Linked DNA regions of Homo sapiens: all the other regions are linked to region 2. Evidence: chromatin contacts called from ENCODE Hi-C data. All regions are on one chromosome and are shown on one strand. Each heading gives the region's core, a stretch centred on a gene start or an enhancer-like site at or near the end of the contact. The rest is flanking DNA. Distances are from core to core; before and after follow the strand shown.

What was found. A loop is a pair of places that touch in the nucleus more often than their neighbours do. Pooled maps may share reads with other maps.
Region 1: a loop to region 2 is called in a pooled map, with 4 times the contacts of the local background. The contact joins two enhancer-like sites. A Hi-C loop is called at or near these places in 2 of 37 single-sample maps with no recorded cell type and 2 of 50 pooled maps.
Region 3: a loop to region 2 is called in a pooled map, with 5 times the contacts of the local background. The contact joins two enhancer-like sites. A Hi-C loop is called at or near these places in 2 of 37 single-sample maps with no recorded cell type and 5 of 50 pooled maps.
Region 4: a loop to region 2 is called in a pooled map, with 3 times the contacts of the local background. The contact joins two enhancer-like sites. A Hi-C loop is called at or near these places in 4 of 37 single-sample maps with no recorded cell type and 2 of 50 pooled maps.

Annotation. Positions count from the first base shown.
Region 1 is chr14:61,079,275-61,081,974 of GRCh38, forward strand. It overlaps a transcript of SLC38A6 not described here. Among named protein-coding and RNA genes, the nearest start is that of SLC38A6, 99 kb to the left of the region's middle. Within about 2 kb of position 1,402, at least 2 of the 41 ENCODE cell types and tissues checked have a DNase peak (open chromatin) inside an H3K27ac peak, as active enhancers do.
Region 2 is chr14:60,203,667-60,206,366 of GRCh38, forward strand. No RefSeq gene overlaps it. Among named protein-coding and RNA genes, the nearest start is that of DHRS7, 40 kb to the left of the region's middle. Within about 2 kb of position 1,299, at least 2 of the 41 ENCODE cell types and tissues checked have a DNase peak (open chromatin) inside an H3K27ac peak, as active enhancers do.
Region 3 is chr14:59,273,866-59,276,565 of GRCh38, forward strand. The region is part of intron 2 of DAAM1 (dishevelled associated activator of morphogenesis 1); the gene reads left to right. Among named protein-coding and RNA genes, the nearest start is that of DAAM1, 87 kb to the left of the region's middle. Within about 2 kb of position 1,291, at least 14 of the 41 ENCODE cell types and tissues checked have a DNase peak (open chromatin) inside an H3K27ac peak, as active enhancers do.
Region 4 is chr14:61,102,560-61,105,259 of GRCh38, forward strand. No RefSeq gene overlaps it. Among named protein-coding and RNA genes, the nearest start is that of SLC38A6, 120 kb to the left of the region's middle. RefSeq lists enhancers at 791-1,990, 1,360-2,274. Within about 2 kb of position 1,277, at least 22 of the 41 ENCODE cell types and tissues checked have a DNase peak (open chromatin) inside an H3K27ac peak, as active enhancers do.

The DNA.
Region 1 (2,700 bases), core at 152-2,651, 880 kb after region 2:
TACAGGCACACACTACTACACCTAGCTAATTTTTCTATTTTTATTAGAGGCGGGGTTTCACCATGTTGGTCAGGCTGGTCTCGAACTTCTGACCTCTGGTGATCTACCCACCTCAGCCTCCCAGAGTGCTGGGATTACAGGTGTGAGCCACTGTGCCCGGCCTCCTGCCTCCAAACTTTTGCACAAACCATTCATGTTGTTTTTCTCTTTCCCCTCCAAAGCGTTTCTTCTCCCTCAAAACCTGTTTCCACACTCAACCTCCTCTAGAAGGACTTACCTGACTATGACTTAATGTAACTGCTCCATTACTCAGGAAACCTATGCTCAACATCTTGATGCTACATTTAATTTCTCTAAATGATAAAATATACAAATTCTTGTATATTTGTATGTCTAACCACCCTGCGACAGCCTTTAGGAAAGGTTCCACATCTGCCAACTCCTTTGTATCCTCCATCCAGAACCTGCCTCCCATCCCTACTTTACCCATCCACCTCAGAGACTTCATGGTACAGTGCAGTATACTTGGTGAGTGTTGATGGTTTAAGAGTGTGCCCTGAACAACGAAGGATTTCTTTGAGGCTGAAATCCTGTGGGATCCATGGAATGGGAGTTTCACCTGTCTTTGGCTTCTGCTCCTTTCCCCAGCATGTGTAGAGCTTCTAGAACAGTCCCCAGCAAGAGAGGATCACTTGGTACACCTCTTTCTTATCCTCACTGTCTCCAGTCTCTGCTGTAGGCCTGCTAGTGATGATCAGGATACAGGTTTTAACATGGCCAAGCTGTTAATAACCTGAGATTGGGCACCATGAACAATAAGCATTAAAAGGCAATAACAACAACAACAACATAACCTGTTAATTTTATGCAGGCTTAATTTTTTAAAGAACTATTTCTTCCTAACTTGCTTTTACTCTTCTTCATCTACTTTCTCATACCTATGACTGACAATGATAAGGACACCCACCCACTATACACACCTAATTCCATCCCTCCAAATTTGATTTCGTGTTCTCTAGAGCTGGCGTGTTATGTGACCTATTGTGGGGAGAGGCTCAGCTGAGGGACTCTGTGATGCCAAATGGACAAAGGCACACTTTTTTCTCCAGGTCCCAGCCTGGTGAAAGTCATAGCACCTGAGAATTTGGAGCTGACTCTCTCCTTTGGAAATTGTGCCTTCCAAAAATATATCTTACACTGCCTGTACCTGCATGCAATAGGTTTTGGTTCTTACCAACTGCAGCTTCAGTCTGAACTTGAGTTCTACCCTCATGGATGCAAATCAAAACAGCTCAGAATCAAGTCTGGGAAGCAAGTCGAAGTGGTTTGATTTGCATGGGGAGCTTTTGTCTCTGCATGAAGGCAGCCAAATTCCCTAGGCTCCCCAGCCCTCCGGAAATATGCTTTACAGGACCCGGGGGCCCAGGCCCAGTCGGGTGGGTGTGATTTGAATGTTCTCTGCTACAGCTGCTGCACCGGGCCCTGGTCACTGCTGTTGGTTTCGCTCCATTTTACTGCCTCAGAATCCCCCTGTGCATGTTAGTGGTTAATACAGCAGCCAGGAGACGCCAGACAGCTCTCGGCACCTGGTTCAAATTTAAGGCTCATTTACACATGATGTCACACACGCATTGTCAGCGCGAGGGAGGTCAGGATGGTTCATTTTGGGAAGGTTCACATTGTTGAGTCTTTACAACACTCACTGCTATTAATGCTTTAACCATCTGACTTGGATTTCGGTTTTCTGGCATGAGGTAATCCCAGGCACTAGATTTATATGCTGAATGGGAAGCCAGCAATGGTGGCTAATCATGCTGGTTTGCAGATCTGCACCTCTGGAGCCTTGGGATGGAATTAGAGGGCCACATGGCAAGTAGCAAATCATAGGCGTTTTGAGCAGGAGAGGAATTAGCCAGACCTGGAAGCAGGGGCCATAGATGGGGTGTTGTCTGAGCCAGGAAGTTTGATTGAAGAATGGAAACCAAGGTAAATTGGACAAGGATCTGGGCCCAGAGACCACAGGAATTATTCTACTTTGACCAGTGCTTTGGGTCATTGCTTGAACTGTCCTTTTGCTCATCACTCATAGAAATCCCAGACCCATCTTCCCAGGTCCAGCGTAAGTCTTTCATGTTCCATGAAGCCTTTCCTGACCACCCATCCCACAGCAGGGGCTGAGGTGGTTAGATCACCAGAGGTCAGAAGTTCGAGACCAGCCTGACCAACATGGTGAAACCCCATCTCTAATAAAAATACAAAAATTAGCTAGGCGTAGTAGTGTGTGCCTGTAATCCCAGCTACTCAGGAGGTGGAGGCAGGAGAATCGCTTGAACCCGGGAGGCAGAGGTTGCAGTAAGCCAATACCCGCCACTGCACTCCAGCCTGGGCGACAGAGCGAGACTCTGTCTCAAAAAAAAATTTCTCTCCTGAATCCCTAAGTACTTTTGTTACTGAGTACTTAATTTGTGCGACTAGCTCATTTTACCCTCACAATTCCAAAGGGAAGGCTTTATTATTTCTCTTTTACAGATGACAAGACAGGTTCAGAGAGGTTAAATAATGTATCCAGTGTCAAACTTTTAAAAGTCAGGATGGAATCCTGATTCCAAGCTTAGGTTCTGAACCACTGGGGTAGGCTGTGTAGTACTACATTTTCTGTGGAACGTGGTATCGGTAACATGGGAGAGACAGGCTGTGCCT
Region 2 (2,700 bases), core at 49-2,548:
ATATTTTTATTTTGTTTTTACATTTAACCTTTATCCGCCTGTAACTTAGTTTGGTATAAATTATAAAAAACAGATTTGATGACTTTTCCAAATGTCTCACCATTTGTCTTACTACTATTTATTGGGTGGCTCAATTTTTCTTCCCAAATTTCAAATGTCAATCTTGCTAGTACTAAATTCATGTGTGTGTTTGGGGTTGCTTTTAGAGGTTTCTATTCTGTTCCATTGTTCTGTTTACTGTTACTACAGTCTCATTTTATTTCACTGATTGTACTGATAGGTGGTATAAAAGATAGTAATGCCTGGAAATGCAAGTCTTCATTTTATCATTGTTCTTTTTAAGTTTTCCTGACTATTCTCACTGGTATGTTTAACATATTTTTTGCTGACTTGAGCATCCAACAAAATATATATGTAGCTGTGACCTATACTTTCATTTCATCAACTGCTAATTGCACAAGGGACATCTATCGGGTGTTTACTTTGTGCCAGGCTCTGTTCTAAATGTTTTATATGCATCAACTCATTCAATGCTAGCAGCAACCCTGTAAGATCGATACCTTTATTGCTCATGTTTTATGAAAGAGGAAACGCAAGCATGGAGAGGCAAGGTTAATTTGCCCAAGGTCACACAGCTGGCGTGTGGCTAAACTAGCCGTTGCATGTAAATAAGACTGCCTGCCCACTCAACCCAGGCAATCTGATTTCAGAGCTCACTGCCTCTCAAACAGTATGGCAGGGGTTAATACTATCTTGATTCTTTGCTTTAAACTGGAGATACTGTAATTTAATAATCGTTTGATATGCCAAAATGACTACAAACACTGTTCAAATCAGCGTTTTACACACATTCTATAGCAATGTAATACTTTTCCTCTTTAAAGTATTGAAGGATGAAATTTTCTTCAAATTATACAATACTACTTAAAGTGTTAAATTCCAATAAAGGAGAAAAAAAAGGCAGCAAACTATTGCCAGAAGAGCCCTGGATTGAGCAACAGGGAAACAAAAGTTCTAGTCCTTGTTGTGTTGCTAATTAGCTTCCTGCCTCCACCCCCACACGGACACATACACCCACCCAAAATATTGTCCTTATTAGTCTGTAACCCTGGCTAAATTACAATATTACAGATTCATTCCTTCAGGTTAACTCTCTTTCTGAGATGTGACTAGCCCTGGTGACGTACTACTTGTCAGAGTATTGATTATTTGCCCTGTTTTGAGATTTTAATTCCTCTTAATCAGGAACATTGCCCTGACAAGATAGGAGTTGTCATGGTTCAACAGGGAGCCAGGAATAGAAAGCAATGTTATTCTGGAGGCTGAAAGGCTGTGAGAGGTATGTGTGGTGAGGGACCACAGCTGACAGAAACAGGCTATGGGGAGTAGCTTGGGTATCTCAGGTGACAGAGAGTGGTGAGAGGGGAAGCTGAGAGGAGGAAGATGGTCCTGTGGAGGGAATGTGGGTAGAGCCTCCTCTACTTGAAGTTTTCCCAGCGCTGGTGCTGGGCGCAGCCAAGGATTCTAAAAGAAGGCCTTCCTCTGGGGATCAGGAAGGGAGAGGGAATATGAAAAGAGTCTGCCCTCTTGACATTGACCCAGAGTCTCCACGAGTCATTGGAAAAGATGCATGAGAAGCTGCATCTAAGGGCATGCAAACATATACACACAACACCATAAAAGGAGAAAGCTTTTTAGGCTTTCTTCAACTCATCAGGCTTGTGAATTTCTTTAATAAAAATCTCGGAACATCATGGCTCTACCAAACCTTTGCCTATTCGTCATTGCCACAGTGATACTGACTTTTGAATTCCAGTACCAGGGGAAAAAGATGTGTGTGTGGTGGGGGGAGGAGGGAAATAGTATCACCTTTTATGTAAATTCTTACTTGCTCATACAAATACTTTCTTTTTTTTTGTTTTATGGGGGTGTGGGTGGAAAAGTTTCAGTGTTTTTGCTGATTATAGAAGCAGTGAATGCTTACTCTAAAAAAAAAAATCAATGACACAAAGAAGAGAAATTCTGTCACCCTACCACATTGTAGTGTGTCTCTTCCAGATTTTTTTTCAAATTGGATCACACTGTTCTGCAATTGGCATTTTAACTTAACATATACAATAACTGTAGCATTCCATCTCATCTATTACTGTCCATAGTATTCCATTATATGTATGTACCATAATTTATTCAACAAACCAAGCTGATAAACATTTAGGTCATGATAATTTTTTATTATATATCATCCTTGTATTAATTGTTCCCAATGTATCATAATTTCCTAAGGGAAGAGGAACTAAATGACACATGTATAAAATTTTACTATACATTTTCCTATTTCTACAGTTTGTTTATATCTTTTTTCATGTCTTTTGCTGGTATCCAGCTCTTTTGTAGAAACCTCTTAAATTTGTCCTTTGTTCTTTGTTCCACTTCACAATTGGTAGAACACGGGTCAATAGGGAGCTCAAAGGTTCTCAAATTTGGGGCATCGTGTAATCTTTAGATCTTAAAGAAATCTTTCTAGGAGTAGCAGACATCAAGCTACTGGCAAATGAAAATTCTATGTGAAAAGACTACCTCAACAAAGGAGTGAAGTTCTATGTCCTCGGTGTTCTGTCATATAATTACATTTTCATTATGATTGTTCTGGTAAAAATGAGTCAGGGAGAAAAGTGTACCGTTTTAGGCTTGATTACCTAG
Region 3 (2,700 bases), core at 41-2,540, 930 kb before region 2:
CATGGTTTGCTCTCAGAAAACACATGTGACATGGCCTTTGGGAGGTAATTGCTCAATACCATGGATGGTGTTTTTCAGGTCTGAACAGTCCTTGAATATTTTTACTCGCTGTGTCTGGAATCTTCCCCACTCCAACCTTCAATTCCCAGAATTCCTCTGGAATTTCAAGCTGTTCTTGGTGCGTGTTACAAGAGCTCAGTGACCAGCTATATCTTTTAGTTATGATTTTCGGGCTTATGGGTGAAGAGCTAGAATTTTTGTTCCTTGGCAAACCAGATTCCTGAAAAAGTTGCAGTATTTTTTCTTGTGTTCAGTTTTAAATGAATTTGTTGGCAAGATCCAAAAGCAGCTAGCTGTTTATTTCATTACTCAGTGCAATATTTAAGAACTAAATTAAACCAAATAATTAAAAACTCAGAATATATATATGACATGTATATATATTTATGTTATGTATATATAACATAAATATGAATTGTTTTCAGGAAAAATAGGCTTTTCTTCGATGTAGAAGGAAAAGTCAGAATCTTTTGCCATCTTTTCAACAGTCAGATAGTTTGAGTTTTTTCTCATATGAATAACTCATTGTGTTAATCCACTATATATATGCACCTTTGCACCTTCAGAGAGCAGAATGGCTCAGGTGTTATATCTGACTTTCTCACACTTAGGATCCTGGGGGCCTAGGGCAGTGCTTGGTCCAGAGTAGGTGCTCAATGAATGTTTGTGGCTTGAGTGAATGGATGTATAACTAATTACTGAAGCATTACACATGAGATGCACAATAAGTATTTGAGTGAATGTATGCATGCATGCATGAATTAATAACTGTGGAATCCTGCAGCAGTTGGGTTTGTATTTTAATATTCTCATAGTGGTGATAAGTTTGGGCTGATTCTTATACTCTGCCTGCACCCTATCCACCTGCTGTCATCCTGTTTTACTCTTTCTTCTCATTAAAATGTTAGTTACAATGGGGACACCAAAGTGGTTGGCATGAAAGTTAGCAGATTAAAAGGATAAGGGTGACAATGTTTAAGAAATATTCTTTCTCTTTAAAAGTCTCTGTACTGTATATTACGTGGTGAAATAAATAGCTCCAATGTGGGAAGACTTATTCTGCTAGATTGTCTTTTGACCCAATTAAAGCTTTAAAGTGTCAGACAAGCAGCCAAACAATCCTCTTGAGGGTGTGGGAGGGGCCTGGGCTGGCAAGAGCAGTGCTGGTGCTATCGAAGGAGGTGGCCATGTGTGGAACTTGGCTTCATGGTTGGTTGCCCACAGGGACTTAGGGTACCTTTCTTGTCTGTCACTTTACAGCTGGTGCTGTATCCCCGGAGATGAAGTACTTCCATTCAATTAGGAAAACATGCTTAGAAATTCTCTCTTTCAAGAACAACAGGCAATGGGGCCTGTCAGAGGGTGAAGGGTGGGAGGAGGGAGAGGATCAGAAAAAATAACTGTGGGTACTAGGTTTAATAGCTGGGTGATGAAATCATCTGTACAACAAACCGTGTAATACAAGTTTACCTATACAACAAACCTGCACGTGTACCCCGAACTTAAAAGTTAAAAAAAAAATTTATCTAGTAAGACTTGTCAACTGAAGTTGTACTAGATTATAGGTGTAAATACTGGAAATTTGGGTGGATATTTGGAGATGATTCTAACATGTTTAGAAAAAAGCTTATTTTAGATTACCGGAAAACTGTTGGTGATGCAGACTATTAAAACTTGAAGTCACTCTAATGAGTTTCTAGTTTAACGGTAAAAAAGCTGAATAAAAAGCCTATGTGTTTAGCTGCAGACTTTGTCTAGCCAACTGAATATAGTCTGCATTGCTTGCTATTAAGAGAAAAAAGGAAATAGTGTAAAAAACACTTAACCATTGGTAGTAAGAAACTAGAAATTATTTCTATTAGTCAGCCTTTGCTTGTGGTGTTTCTCACTTCTTATTTTTATGTATCAAATGAAAACATGTCTATCAGACACAGAGAATATTACTGTGTAGGTGGTGGTGAGTCATATTGTGGTATTTCATGTAATGACTAAGAATATTGGCAGAAATTTTACAGGCTGAAAACCTCCAAGGTTTGTTCTCTGTGTTTACCAATCCCTTTTAGGGCTTAAAGCTCTCTCTTGTTTTCCATTTATGTTTTTCCTGACTGGTTGGGAGCAGGTAATAATTCACTGAATGCACCTCTATGGAAACTGACAAAAATCTTACCTAGCTTTCAGATTTCTAACCACCATCATACTAAAATATTATTCTCAGAGTCATTGCAGTTAAATTTTAAGTGCTTCTTTGGCAATTCATGATTCCCAGATGAGATGGTCATTTGCTGTAATGGGGCTGGATGTTTATATATTTAATGAATTATCATAGCTTAATAGTACATTTTCTCCATGCATTTTATAAAAATGTTTTCTGTTTATTTGCTGCCAAAGCATCACCCTTCAATCTGCCATTAGCTTCTTCCTCTTGATGTTGTACTTATTATCACCATGTCATGTGTCTTTAGGTCACAGCTTCTTCCCCTTGATGTTGTACTATCACCATGTCATGTGACTTGAGGTCTGCTTAGGTGCCTCTCCAGGGGCTTAACTTATTTCTGGTAGTGTTGAGTTGTGGGGTGGGAGGAGAGGGTTAAACTCAGAAAAGGCACTGCTAATGTTGAGTGTATCCTTGAGATGAACTGA
Region 4 (2,700 bases), core at 27-2,526, 900 kb after region 2:
AAGGTTTCCCTCCCACTCTGGGACAGGGTGGTAGAGGTATGAGAGTAGAGACTGCTGAGAGAATATGGTCTCTTTCATTGTGCTCTGTTTTCTCCTTTTGGCCTCATGGGGAGGCATGGACGGGTGTCATCAAAGGGTGACTTGAGGAAGTAGGAGAGCAAATGGCTTCTCCCTGGTTCTCAGAAGTCTAGGTCCCTCACCTGGCTCTTATCCACAATGCCTGTGCTGTTGGTAATAGTTCACGTGCACATGTCTCCTCCAGTTAGGTTGAAAAAAATCCTGCTGGCTCGCACTCCAACATGGGCTGCTTTGTATGTCTCCCTGGCAAGGCACACAGCAAATATTGGTTGTTGCCTTTGGAGGCCAGGTTAGCACAAAGCAAATAGGGCTTGGGTGGGCTCAGGGACAACTAAAGGGGTTGGATGACTAACTCCCTTTTCTGTGACCATCCCTGCCTCTTGTTTACTCCACTGAAAAAGGGCGTAGGGAGGTCAGTTGCCGCTGCTGATCTGCACAAAGGTCAAAGGCAGAGCCACCGAAAGTAGTCTGCTCCTGTTTTTGAAGCTTTCTTCTGTGGGTAATATTGCACTTTGTAAACACTTGGTACTCAATAAATTCCAGCACACATATGGAAGCAATGGTGCCAACTAGCTGGATTGAAAGTACTCGATACCCAGTGTCCAGAGCATTGGCTAATGGAGAGGAAGAGGTTCCCTCCACTTCTGACTATGGGTGTGCGGCACAAGCCCCTGGCGGGCCTCACACACCCTACTTAGCACCTGTCAATCTCCTGTCCTCTGTGAAAGAGCCTGCATTTCTCCCTGTTGGGCCCGCCACTTCTCCAGGATTTTTTCAGTGCTGTCTGTCCAAGTCTTTCTTCTGCTGGAAGTGTGGGAATGGGAAGTCAGCTCTAGCCATGGCTACAAATAATTCACCTTTCCAGCAGCCTGCGGGTTTTCTTCTTACCGGTACAACAGTGAGTCTCATTCTCAGAATCTCTGAGGCCTGGCCAGTGAGGCCCCTATTCTTCTTCCCCTGGCAGAGGCCAGCTCTGATGGTGTCCCCACCCAAAGGGCAGACACCCATGTGATTTCAGTGGTTCGGAGGAATAGGAACGGAATGGAAGGGTGAGGTCTTTTCTGCTGAAGCTCAAAGCACTGTGGATACAGGCCCATATGCGTAGCCTGAATCAGGGGCACTGAGTTCACTCTGCTCAGTTTGCTTATATGTTAGTTTATGGCAGCTGTGGTTGCAAATAGGATCAAATTGTGCAGTTTTTAATTCCGTGTAATGCTGCTGTGAAGATGGACTTAACTGCTTTTCAGTACAGTCATTATGACTCTCTTAACTTCCCTTACTCATGAAACCTAGCATGAGTCATGGCTGGAGAATCTCACTCCACCCCACGGCCCCCACTGTCCCGAGAAGCAGAAAGGCTGGGTTCCTGGGGTTTTTCTTCCTGGCAGTAAACCCCCTCCTCCCTGCAGGACTGTTATAACTGATCCACAGTTAGAACATCAGGGAGCCCATAACCACGCAGGGCGGGGGTTTCTCCTTACCAGCTTGCTCCCCATGCAGCAGGGAAGCGGGTGTCTGCTGCAAATCTCCCCGTGTGGGGGGATGGGAAGAACAATGAGGCTGAACAGACACAAAGGGAGCTGTCCTGTGCCCAGACAGCCCCAGTGACATCTTCAGGCCCAGCCAGGATCCTCCCTTCCCAAAATGGAGCCTGTTTGCTCCCAGTATTAGTAGGGCTCTTTCGATTGCAAAGGACAAAAACTCCTCACTTAGGCTGCTATATTCGTTTGCTAGGGCTGTCTTAACAAAGTCCCACAGACTGGATGGCTCAAATATGGATTGTCTCACAGTTCTGGAGACTGGAAGGCCAAGATCAAGTTGTCTGCAGGGTTGATTCCTTCTGAGGCCTCTCTCCTCAGCTTGCAGAAGACTGTCTTCTCTGCAAATGCATGTGGTCCTCCATCTGCATATGTCTATGTCTTCCTCTTTTAAAAGGACACACTCCTGTTGGATTAGGCTCCACCCTCGTGACCTCATTTAACCGTAATTGCCTCTTTAAAGACCCTATCTCCACTTAAGGTCACATTCTGAGGGACTGGGGGTTAGGACTTCAACATGCCAGTTTTCTGGTGGGAGGACAAAATTACTTGGCTTCCCAGAGCAAAAGCCTGTTTAAGGATGTTGATGGCCTGGAGCTGAGCAAGGCCAATGTGGGGCAGCCCCAGACAGCTTTCCACTTCTGTCTCCACAGCCTTTCCATTCCCTCTGGTTGAAGTCAGGTGTTTCTGTTATATGCACTCCTAACACCCCTCTGTTTTCCACATGGATTTACCACCTCTGTATTTAAATAATGTGTTGTGAAGTCATTTGGTTAATGTCCATCTTCCTGGTTAGATGGAAGCATCAGGGCCGCTAGACGAGTCACCGTCTTCTTTGCAGCAACCCTAGTACTTGGCCCAGGCTGGGCACATAAAAGATGCTCAATTCATAGTTGCTGAATTGAAAGTCCTTTGCTCTTGGTGCTTCTGCTCCTCTGCCTCCTTACTGGCCAGTCAACCCCACAGTAGCCTTGATCCACTTGGCCAGCATTTCAGACAGTCACATTCCATTATTTCACTTCATATAATTTATACTACAGGGGAGATGATATTTCTTTTACACCCATCACTAGGTTCATGGCCA